2 separate regions of the Homo sapiens genome follow, and region 2 is linked to region 1. Evidence: chromatin contacts called from ENCODE Hi-C or POLR2A ChIA-PET data. All regions are on one chromosome and are shown on one strand. Each heading gives the region's core, a stretch centred on a gene start or an enhancer-like site at or near the end of the contact. The rest is flanking DNA. Distances are from core to core; before and after follow the strand shown.

Region 1 (6,361 bases), core at 3,058-5,557:
CATTTTATTAATTGATTTCTGATTGCTTTATATGTCTTTTATTCTTTTCTTTTTACTTATTGTTTATCCTTGTGATTTTGTGGTTTTCTATAGTGGTAACAATTGAATTCTTTCCCTTCTTTATTTGTGAGTTTCTTCTACTAGTGGGTTTTATACTTTCATTATTTTTCTGATGGTAGATATTATCCTTTGACTTCCAGCTGTAGGACTCCCTTAAGCATTTCTTTTGGGGCTTGTCTAGTGATGATAAGTTCCCTCAGCTTTTGCTTGTTAGGAAAGACTTTATTTCTCCCTCATTTATGAAGAATAAGTTTCCTAGGTATAGTATCTTTGACTGGCAGGTTTATTTTGTTTTGGCACTTGAATATATCATTTTATTATTTCCTGTCCTATAAGGTTTCTGCTGAGAATCTACTGTTTGTCTGAAGCAAGTTCCTCTATAAGTGACTAGATGCTTTCCTCTTGCTGTTTTAAGAATACTCTGTCTTTGACCTTTGACAGTTTGACTATAATGTGCCATGAAGATCTTTTTAAATTGTATCTATTTGAGGATCTCTGAGTTTCCTGTATCTCAATATCTAAATCTCTTGCTAGACTTGGGAAGTTTTCAGTTATTATTTTGTCAAATAGGTCTTCCATCCCTTTCATTTCCTCTTTGCCTTCTGTTTATAGCCAAAGAAATCATATGAAGATTATACTACTGCATGCACCCAGAATCAAAGCCAAAGAGCCCTACCCAATCAACATCATATGTATCTTCAGAAAAAAGTTCTCCTCTACAAAAGCAAATTCAAAGAATTGGAAGAAGTAACTGTTACACAAGACGCACAGACAAAAATGTAGGAACACAAGAAACATGAAAAAGCAAGGCAATATGAAATTCTAAGAAATTCTAAACCAGAAATTTTTTTGATTGCTTTATGGTATTCTGTATGTTACGTAGGCTTTGTTCATTCTTTTTTCTTTATTGTTGTTTGACTGGGTTATTTCAAAAGTCCTGTCTTTAATTCTGACTTTTTTTTTCCTGTTCAATCTGATCTATTCTTGAAATTTTCAAATGTATTTCGCATTTTATTCAATGCAAAGTTTTTCAGTTCTAAAATTTTGTTCTTTTTGATGGTAGCTATCTGTTTTGGTATATTTCTCATTCAGAATCTGAATCACATTCCTGATTTCTTATATTATTTATCTGTGTTTTCTTATACCTCACTGTTTCTTTAATCATATTATTTTGAATTCTTTTTCCAGAATTTCATAAATTTTTTTCATTGAAATCTACTGCTGGAGAATTTTTGTGTTCATTTGGAGGTGTCATATTTCCTTGCTTTTTTCTGTCTCTTGTGTTCTTTACATTATCTGTGCATCTGGTGTAATAGTTACTTCTACCAACTTTTTGTATTTCCTTTTGTAGGGGAGGACTTTTTTCTGAACGTGTGTCTATGGTATTAGCTGGGTAGGGCACTTTGGCTTTGATTCTGAGTGCCTGCAATAGTGTGGTCTTCATATGGTTTATTTGGCTATAAACAGCATTCAGTGGTATTTGTGGCTTAGGGTGCAGTTGTTAATGGAGGCTGTGGTGAAGTTTTGCTGAGGATGGAAACACCAGGTAAATCAGTCCATGGGCTTCAGCAATGGCAGTGGCAAACTGAGCATTCCTGTCCTTGGGCCCTAGGGCAGCATACACTGGCATCAGTGTTCACAGGTTCAGGTGGGTCAATTCTTGGGCCCCTTGAGGACTTGCTCAGGTGCTAGTAGTTGCCATCATGGACCTGGTGGATGGGTGAGTAGGCTTCAGACCCTGAACAGCAAGCATGACATGGGCAATGGCAGTATCAGTGGTGGAACAACTGTCTGGCTCCTGAGCAGCCTGCACTGGTATTGCGGGTGGCTGCAACAGGATGGGTGGGCCAGTCCCCAGGCCCATATGTGGCATGTGTGGGTAGGTGCCAGCTGTAGTGGTAGTGACACATTGGGTGGGCTCAACCTCAAGCCCTCTGGAGGAGTGCTTAGGTATCAATGATGGTGGATGGGGTTAGGTAATCCTCAGGCCCCCGGGAAGCATGCTTGGGCATTGGAGAGGGTGAAGCTGGGCCAGGAGGACCTGGTTGCACATGCAGGTGCTGGCTGTGGTAGGCAGGGGTTGGGTGATTTTCAGGCTCTGGAGGAATGCTTACATGAGTGCAGGTGGCAGCAGCTTCACTGCAGCCCTCCTAGGGAGGGAAGGGTTGCTTTGAGTGGCAGAAGCAGTAGGCAGGTGGCTGGGGAGCATGTATTTCAGCCCCAAGCGGCAGTGGCAGGTGGGAGTGTCTATCCTCAGGGCTCATGAAAATGTGCAGCAGCTTGCACTTCAGCCTTGGTGGTCAAGAGGTTCTTTCGTGGCTAGGATTGCAGGAGTCTGTGTTGGGAATGCAGACCACTGGGGGTCTCTGACTTACCCTTTTCCTGCATTGGAGAGCCTCTCCATACTCCTAGCCAATCAGGCTGCCTTGCTTTCCTCTCCTTCCTTGCTTTAGGTGTTTCCTATCGCTTTCCTGTTGCATTCCAGTGTTCCCTCTTAGATGATCTATTCTAAGTGTGATTATCCACTCACTGTTTCAGTTCTTTGCAGAGGAAGCAAGTACCAGATGCCTCTAGTCAGCCATCTTGAAGCCTTGTGTCTATTAACTTTTATTTTCATTTTCAAACTATAAAATTCCTGTTATTTTCTTAATTCAACATGCTTTTATGAATGTAACAATATAAGCGTTTTAGTTCATATAGAGCCTCATTGTCCCAATCTTTTCTTAACCATTAGCCCTTCTAGCGATGTGGGTTTTTTTTTTTTTTAATGTAACCATTATGACTAGGGAAAAGAATATTACCCAGTAGTTTTCCCCTAAGTTAAACAAGAATTCCTTCTCACCCACTAAATTGAGTCACCCTGCTAAGGCCCCCATGAGCCCCTTTTCACTTTCTGTATTACTAAGCCCTTTGCCCAGCCTGACTAGATGGCAGCTATTTCCTGTGGGTCAGAGGGTTTTTAAGGCCTTTTTTGGAATTCTCCTTTCCTCTGGCTCAGGTATAAATGGTAATACCAAAAGGTAGTAGGTGGTATTTTAAGGAGACTGCTAGTGGACCTTCAAATGCTTTTCATTTCAAAACTTTAATTTTAATAATATTGCTCTCTTAGTTTGGGCTCCCTTAAAATCACAGCCTGAGACTAGACACAAGGACTTGGTGCAGGTGGTTTATTTGGGAGGAGATCCCAAAAAGCAGAGGTGAAAGAAAAGGGAGAGAGTGAGACAGGGAAGAATGAAAAGCCACTGAGTGTGCATCATTAAGGTTGCTGCTTTGGGCAACAGGGGCTCAATTCTTCTGTGACCTTTGGCAAGTGTGCAGAATGCCTTCTAGAATGTTCCCTCCAAAAGAGGAGTGGCTAGACTTGCTTACTGGCTCTCATTCTTCACTGGTTAGAGATGGCTCCTAGGGCGTTACCTCTCCATACTTGCAGGTTGTACTTGCTTGGGGGCTGACTGGGCTCCCAGTTTCAGAGATGGCTTTGAGGCAAAAAAACAGGGAAGCATTTTTCATGTTTCAAGAGGGCATTGTCATGGGAACCCACATTGCACTCTCTACCAGATCTGTGACAAAATCATAGGTGTGCTGAGGGGATTTGTTACAGGGTGCCAAAAGCATCAGCTACGAGCATATTGTCCCTTCTGAATAGACTGTTCCCCATTGTCCCTGTGGGGACACTTCCCCACCAATGGATCACCTGGTCATTGCTGTCCAGTCCACATGACATTGATGGGGAAGGTCACTGCTATTAGCCTCCCTTGACCGATGTCAGGGCTGTAAGGATCACTCTCCTCCATCTTCCTTCCAATCTAGCCCCTTGTCCATATCCTCCCTCTGTGGAGCTCACCTGTGTCTGGAAGGAGTTGTGCAACCTCAAGTGGCCTCAGTGAAAGCTGCAGTTGAAGAGAGCAATTCAGTTGACCACAAAGGAATGTGACAGAGAATCATCCAACGCTGCCTAGAACATCTCTCCTGCTCACCTCACCTGGCATGCTCACATGCAGCCATGTGGTCAGGGCAATACCGAGGCTGAGTTCAGTGCCACCCTGTGCTGCCCCTTGCCGGTGAACTTGTCACACTTGTTTACACATGTTTGCAGGCCTCTTTCTTATGGGCATCAGCAGCTTGTTGAGGACCATTCTATGTCTTCATTTTGTGCTCAGAACCTAATGTAGTGCCTGGACACAAAGGGTTCTCAGCAAACACTTGTGGATACAAAGGAGGGAGGGAGGGAGGGAAGAGGGAAGTCGGTTGCTAGGAGATAAAATGATTTGCTTATAGCACAGTTGCCAAAAATAAGTCACAAGTGGGGACTTCCCAGAACTAACCGTTCAGTGCAATACTTAGCTGAAATCTATTGCAAAATGCAGTACTTACTTAGGCACTTACTTTTGTCTTTATTGTTTTTTAAGAAAGAGATGCTCCAAAGGTCAGTGACTCAGACCACTAGGTGACTTGGCTGTGGTTTCCTATGAGTCAAGCCTACCAGACAGCAGAGGACAGAGGTGAACAGGAAACTGGGCCAGAGAAAAACCAGAGAAACAGAGAGTCAACACAGACGTCAAGGAGGCTTCCGCCCAGCTCTCTCAGGCCAAAGGGGCAGACAAACCCGTGAACTCCCAGATATTCATGTCCAAGTGAATGCAGCTGTACGAACTTCAGCTTGAAAACTTCTCTCAAATAGCAGGTGGGGAGAACAGGTAGTAAATGCCTGGGGTTGTGGCCGCTTCCTTCCCCAGCAGAGCTCTGCCCCAATGAGAACACAGGAAGGGTAGATAAGAGAGCAAAGTGGGCAGTTTTTCTTATTTATTTGTTTGGGTAAAGGAAAAACAAAACAAGATGTGAACACGCATATCTTCACAAACTGTAAAATTTATCTCTGTCCTCTATTCCCTGCATCCTTCTCCCTACTCTAACATCTTAACAATCCTAATATTTGCCTATTGTTACACAAAATGTACGCCAGTAGATATCAACATACCAATTAAAAAAAAACGAAAAAAATACTTTGCTGTTTTTCCTTGAAAGCACAATGACATGAGGCATCTTTGGAGAGAAGAAGCTGCCACAATCCGATGCCTCCTCGTACCTGCTACTAGCTGTGTAGGCTTGTCTGATCTAGCCCCCTGGATGTGAACAAACTAGAGCAACAGGGAGAAGCAGAGATGCAAAAGAGTTAATCATACAAATTGCTGAGTGTGCACAGGAAAAACATACTACATTTGTAATTGTGTTTACAGTGTACAAAGCACTCTCCCATATTCCTCATAATCTAACAACAATCCTGAAATCATCACTATTTACGATGCAGAAACTGAAGGAACAATAAATGGCATGTCCTATGCCATACAGCTAATACCAGGCAGATCTTGGCATTGAACTAGAGCTGTCTGAGCCTAGACCAAATATTGTTTCCAGGATTCTGCAGCAAACTCTACCAACTAGGTACCTACAGCCTCCCCTAACCTGCCTTCGGTCTCCTGAGCAGAAGTGTTTATACCTCAGTCCCAGCATGCAATAACCGTAACAGGTAATAAGCACCTTGGAGAAACACCAACTGCATCCAAAAGAGAGCCTGGTTCTGATAATTCTGTTTCACTAACTTCTAGAAGACAGAGAATGAACAGCTTAGGTGAACATTTAGATGAAATTAGAAAAAAAAATGTTAAGGGAGTTGAGTATTTGTTAAAGGTCCTTGAACATGCAATTCTAAAAGAAAAGGAAGCTCAGAGAAAGACACTGGGATCTTCCAGAACTGGGAAGAGCCTAGGACCTGAGATACAAAGATCTAGAACCAGGGAAAGCAGAAAACTTCACCTACAAAGTTCCATGTGCTGCACTGGGCCCTCAGCCCACACACATGCCTAATTCTACATCTTGGCTCTCCAGTCTTCTTCACAGACAGCGCTTGGTGCCTGGGGCCTTTCCAAGAAGAAAGGTGTTATAGTGTAAGGCTCTGGTGCCAGTCATGTTGGACTGGCCTTGCTAACACAAGACTGTTGTAGAGAAGAAGAGGAGGTCTGGTGTGCCCCAGGGACCACCCCTTGGCATAGGCCACTGTAGACGCAGCATGAACATGCTGGGGTCAGCAGGGCAGCCAGGGCTCTATTAAAATTCTAGGCCAGTTGGCACAAAAAAGAGAATAAGAATAGGGTGTCAGTTGGAGCCCTACACACTGAGCTGGCCTGTGGTTTTAAATATCGTGCAAATGCTGACAAGTCTCGAAGGTATATTTTCAGCCCAGACCTCACTTCCTAGCTCTAGACTCACTAGATGATATCACACATTTGGATATATCATATTA
Region 2 (5,921 bases), core at 3,237-5,736, 55 kb after region 1:
TATTGATGACAAAAATGGATGATGAGTCCAAGAGGCGACTTTTATAAATTAAGACACTACATGTATAAAAACATAATAACAGCAGATTCAAAAATCTGTGCGTAATGGATGATTTCCTGGGGAAAAATACATTTTAAAAATTAATTCAACAAGAAGCAAAACCTGCATAGATAGATATTGACTGAAGAAAAGGAAAAGGTAGCTAAATAACTTCCCTAGAGCAGGCACCAAGTTGAGATTATTTAAAAACAAATTATGCCAAACTTTAGAAATATATATGCCATCTGTTCTATCTATTCTGTTTCTAGGAATCCTAAAGAAATGCTCAAAGAGGAGCCAGGCACGGTGGCTCAAGCCTGTAATCCCAGCACTTTGGGAGACCGAGGTAGGCAGATCACGAGGTCAAGAGATTGAGACCATCATGGCCAACATGGTGAAACCCCGTCTCTACTAAAAGTACAAAAATTAGCTGGGCATGATGGTGCACGCCTGTAGAACCAGCTACTCGGGGGGCTGAGGCAGGAGAATTGCTTGAACCCAGGATGCAGAGGTTGCAGTGAGCTGAGATCGCGCCGCTGCACTCCAGCCTGGCGACAGAGTGAGACTCCATCTCAAAAAAAAAAAAAAAAAAAGAAAGAAATGCTCGAAGAGTTATGCACAAAAATGTTTCTGGCTTTATTTTAATTTTTTGGATTTTTTAGAGACAGGGTCTTGTTCTGTCATCCAGGCTGGAGTGCAGGCGTGTTTACAGCTCACAGCAGCCTCAAACTCCTGGGCTCAAGCAATCCTCCCGGTCCCGAGTAGCTGGAACTACAGATGAGCGCCACCATGACTGGCTAATTTTTATTATTTTTTTATTTTTATTTTATTATTTAATTTTATTGTTTTGTAGAAATGGGGTCTTTCTTTGTTGCCCAGTCTGGTCTTGAACTCTTGGCCTCAAGTGATCCTCCTGCCTCAGTGTCCCAAATTGCTGGGATTACAGGCATGAGCCATTAGTCCTGGCCTCTTGCTTTGAGATTTACAATAGCCAAAGAAGTGGAAGCAATCTACATTCCCCATCAAAAATGGAGTATTTAATAGAGTGTGGATAATTATATGAAAGAATACTATGCAGCCTTTGTATTCAACCTGTATGTATATATACAGAATTCAACCTCTATGTATATACACAGATAGATCTTTAAAACATATCAGTTGGTAAAAAAATAAATCAAATTTAAAAACAGCATGTTTTATATAATCCTATAATGTTGCAATAGAAAAGTAGATCTGTGAATATATATCCATTTTTGTAGAAATGGGCTGTGAGGATGCTCACTAGCTGCTTCTTCAAGGGTGGGCTTAGATACCATGGCATGAAGGGGGAATGCTGCACATTGAGAATACAGTCATCCCTCAGTATTGTCAGGATGCTCAAGTCCCTGATAGAAAATGGGGAACTATTTGCATATAACCTATGTACATCCTCCTGTGTATTTAAAATTATCTCTACTTATAATACCTAATACAATGTAAATGCTATCTAAATAGTTGTTCTAGTGTATTTCCTATTTGTACTAGTTTTTATGTTTTTTTATTAGTTTCTTTTTTCAAATATTTTTTATCTGCAGTTGGTTGAATACAGGATGCATAACCCACACAGTTGGAGGGTGGGTTGAATGTATACAAGGTATTGCTTGTGTAAGTAACTATAAAAATAAAATGAAGCATTCAAGTGGAAGACAGGGATTTCCCACAAGACAATCTTTAATACTCATTCCAGATCTAAAATTCTGTGCCTCGCTCCTGTCATGGAGCCTTCCAGACCAGACCATTACAAAGCAAACAGCTGTTTACATTTAACATTCGATCCCCTGGCTGGGCCAGAGCAAATTACTACTTTTCATGTTCTGCCCTTCAAGCGAGAAGGCATTGGCATCTCTGAGTAGCTTCACTCCAAAGACACTTTTCTTCTTTCTGCCATTGTTCCCACTTGGCCCCTTAAACTCCACAAATTAAGAACTCCTGTGGTAAGACTGGTGGCTGTCTTGTAAAATGTTAAGTTCCCTTCTGACTGAAACACAAAACACTGCTTGTTGTTTTGCAGAGACTAGAACTAAAGGAGCCACCCAACCTGCCCCTAAGGGAAACGAGGTGGGTCTGGGGCTTTGCAGGCATAAAAACAATCCTGACTGCTGGACTCAGCTCTGAATTCATTGGCAGCATCAGCCCACTCCTCCATTCCGTCCCTGATTCTCTCTAGTTAAGTGACCTATGAACCTGAGACTTGGCTCCATTTGTGCTTTTATTGACCATTTCCAAGGAGCTCCACTCCTTGTCAGTCATTGGAGCTATGGCATGAAAATGAGCCACACAGATACCAGTAGCTCATTTTTGCTTTGAAACAGCCTATCCCAAAACTTAGCAGCTTTAAACAACCACCATTTATTTAGCTCACTATACTGAGGGTCATCAGTTAGGCTGAACTCAGTTGAGTGATTATTCTGGTGTCAGCTGGGCTCCCTCATGAGCCTGCAGACAATGCAAGTCATTCAGGTCGCTCTTTTTTTCTGGGAAGAGCTTGCTATCAGCTAGGTGACAGGGTGGTCAGGACACATGTCTTTCATTCTCCAGCAGGCTAGCCCGGTCATGTTCACATGGTGGTGGCACCTGTTCGAGAGGGTTAAAAGGCCATTTCTAGGCATTAAATATTCAAGTTAAGACAAAGATGAAACCCCACCCTATCATTTACCTTTCTACTAAATGTCTCAGGACAAGCTTGTAGTTGTCAGAGATTATTCCAAGTTCCATGAATTCCAATGTTTTAGCTCATCAAAGATCATTTACTTCAACCCCTCTGTACCCAGACTCCAGTATGGATTATGTACCTCTGGGAGGCTAGGAACAGCTTGGAGGAATAAAAAAAAAAACCTTTATTCAAGCTCAGGTAATAACAGCCCACTCTTAGTTATTCATGAGTGCCGTGATCAGGATTTTATTCCTTGGGAGAATTCAGGATCAGGGGTTCTTTGAAGGAGATGGAAGAAATAGAGTTAAAACCCTGAGATTTGCAAATAGACACTGCCCACGAAGGCTGGATATAAACATTCAAGGGCACCTTCTGGGTTGCTGGTCTTAACTTCTTGACTAAATTTTAAAACCTGCAGGTTTTAAGATATCTGATGGGGCAAAATACAAATCTACCCATTGGGTATATCATGGCAGCTCTTTTTTCTCCCCAAACACCATCTGCCTGATTTCCCATGGTTCCTGAGCTCCTCCTCAGAAAGTCGGGAGGGAAAGATGGTGCCAAGAATGCCCTTTGCTGGCATCTCCGGTTTTAAACCCAGAGAGTCGCCTATATGATCTGCCTCTGACCCTAAGAATTCATGTGCTCTGGATGCTCATGGTCTAATTAGGAGCTATAAAGAGATATTCCAGTATTTGTAATGCAAAAAGGTAACGTCTATAATGAAGTGTGCACAAAATAGGAACAAGGAAGGGTTGGACCGGTTGTCAAGTAGGCGAGAGAGAACAGAGGTAAAGATTCAGAGGGGAGGAAGAGCTTGACTGATTCTCAGGAGGGCATGTGTGTCAGTGTTACTCGTGCATAATGTCAGGTGGGGAGGTGGACACAGACTGGGGATGGAGGCAGGAAATGAGGCTACAAAAGTCATCACTGCTCAGATCAAGAAGGGTCTTTGTCCGGGCGCAGTGGCTCACACCTGTAATCCCAGCACTTTGGGAGACCATGGCAGGTGGATCACATGAGGTCAGGAGTTCGAGACCAGTCTTGAAACCCTATGTCTACTAAGAATGCAAAAATTAGCCAGACATGGTGATGGGCACCTGTAATCCCAGCTACTCAAGAGGGTGAGGTGGGAGAATAGCTTGGACCTGGGAGGCAGAGGCTGCAGTGAGCTGAGATCACGCCACTGCACTCCAGCCTGGGCGACAGAGTGAGACCCTGTCTCAAAAAAAAAAAAAAGGTCTTCACAGTCATGCTAAGCATCAGGAGCCATTGAAGAATTAAAGCAGAGTAGATGTCATTATCTTTTTATTTAAAAAATACTACTCATTGGGTGAAAAGAAAGGCATTCAAGACGCCACTGTAATTAACCAGTCAAAACACAGTTCAATTCCAATGAAGACAGAGAGGGAAAAGAACAGACATGAGAGAAGCCTAGCAATAATAAATGGGATTTGGTGGCTAGTTAGATATAAGGTGGAAGAAAAAATGTCACCAAAAATTTTGACGACATTTTTACTTGGGCCACTGTGCAGGTGATAGTATCCTTGGCTAAGTTAAGGAATACAAGAGGAGGAGTAGGCGTTGAGACATGTTGAGATGGAGACAGTAAAGGATAAGATCTGATTGGCACACTGAGTTTGGCCTCTGTGGAAGGGTTATCAAGGTGAAACAGAAGCCCTGGTCCTGTGGTTTTAGGGCATAGGGGAGCAGCCTGGGATGCCAGCAGGATTTTTAGTTAAGCTGAAACAGATAATACTTAGAGACAGGGTATGGAGCAAGAAATAAAAGAGCCAAGAACTGAGCCCCTGGGAACAAAACACTTAATGGGGCCAGAGGAAATGGGAGCTGGGAAGGAAACAGAACCACAGCGGGGAGTGGCCAGTCAGTGTCATCTGCTGCTGCAAAACTGGGAAGATAAGCCTGAAAGCATTCACTGTGTTAGCCACATGGAGGTCACTGGTGACGTCAGTGGGAGCTTTCATAGTCAGACAGGGCTCTGTTCCAGGGAGCTAGGAGTAAGAGGGGTCAGAATGGGGAGACAGCTGGTAGAGATGACACTTTAGAAACATGGTGTAAACGTAATGAAGATATATGACATTAGGTGGAGGAGCATACAGAGTCTAGGAAGGACTTTACTTTAAAGGAGATTTAATTCTGCTTAAATGTCATTGGGAAAGTGGGAATAATAATACTACCCTCACAGGATTATTGTAAGGGTTAAACTACAGCATGCATGTAAGGTGTTTAGCAAGGTGCCTGAACATAGTAAGTGTCCAATAAACAGTGGCTATAATATCATTAATAATAACAATAATAGCAGTTGTACATAAAACACCACCAGAAGGCAGGTTGAGGACACAACCCAGAAAAGGAACAATTGACAGCACAAAGAGGCAGGAAGGGAAGGGATCCTGAGTGCAGTTGAATAAACTATGTATAAAGAAAATAAGATTCATTCATTCAACAACATATATCAAGCACTTACTTTACCAGGTGCTGGGTATATAAAAGAAAACAAGAAAAACACGCTTCTGCCCTCAAAGAGCTCATACAGCCCAGCAAAAGAGATGTATAGTAAATCAACCATTACAATGTGGTGGGATGGAGTGAAAATCAGGGTTCAGTAGAAACCCAGCAGGAGACCCTAACCTAGCCTTGGCCAGCAGAAGTGAGGGTGCACAGGAAAGATTTTCTGGAAGAAGTGATATCTAGCCTTAGACCTGATTTCCCTAGACAGGAGACAGGCAGCAACAGCACAGGAGGGAAGAGGAGGAGACAAGGTGAAATAGGGTTTGCAGTAAATAGGGGTAAAAGTAGAGGAATTCATGCCAGAAACTTCTTTTCTTCTGTAATGCAGCAAGTTATTCTCTGTGAGACCTGAGAATGGGCTTGGAACAGCTGCAATGACAGGGCAGAAGAAACTGGGCACATTATATACATGCTGAGCAGTATTGAAGGTACGGATGGGACTGTTGTGATTGCCCCTAGAAGCACTGAGAAGACTAGAGAAGAGTGGACAGCAGGGATGAGGTCTGCAGAGTGGTGTTGCAGGCTAAGGGGCAGGCAGATGAGGGTGCTGGCTAAACCAAGGATGATGTGAAGCCTCCCAAGATAAGCAGGAAAGTAAAGCCAGGCGGGGACCAGCTGATGAATCCCCCAGATAGAGAGGACACATGCAAATGAAAGC

The links. A loop is a pair of places that touch in the nucleus more often than their neighbours do. ChIA-PET counts read pairs that join two places held with the same protein, here RNA polymerase II (POLR2A). Pooled maps may share reads with other maps.
Region 2: a pooled map of left cardiac atrium shows a loop between it and region 1 (2.4-fold over the local background). The contact joins two enhancer-like sites. A Hi-C loop is called at or near these places in 3 of 168 maps with a recorded cell type or tissue (CD8-positive, alpha-beta T cell, endothelial cell of hepatic sinusoid and left cardiac atrium) and 3 of 50 pooled maps. POLR2A ChIA-PET finds 5 or more read pairs at or near these places in 2 of 52 experiments (GM12878 and activated T-cell).

Annotation. Positions count from the first base shown.
Region 1 is chr3:40,967,329-40,973,689 of GRCh38, forward strand. No RefSeq gene overlaps it. Among named protein-coding and RNA genes, the nearest start is that of CTNNB1, 230 kb to the right of the region's middle. RefSeq lists enhancers at 1,445-1,945, 3,784-4,983 and a silencer at 4,276-4,325. Within about 2 kb of position 4,308, at least 29 of the 41 ENCODE cell types and tissues checked have a DNase peak (open chromatin) inside an H3K27ac peak, as active enhancers do.
Region 2 is chr3:41,022,072-41,027,992 of GRCh38, forward strand. No RefSeq gene overlaps it. Among named protein-coding and RNA genes, the nearest start is that of CTNNB1, 170 kb to the right of the region's middle. RefSeq lists an enhancer at 4,507-4,801. Within about 2 kb of position 4,487, at least 2 of the 41 ENCODE cell types and tissues checked have a DNase peak (open chromatin) inside an H3K27ac peak, as active enhancers do.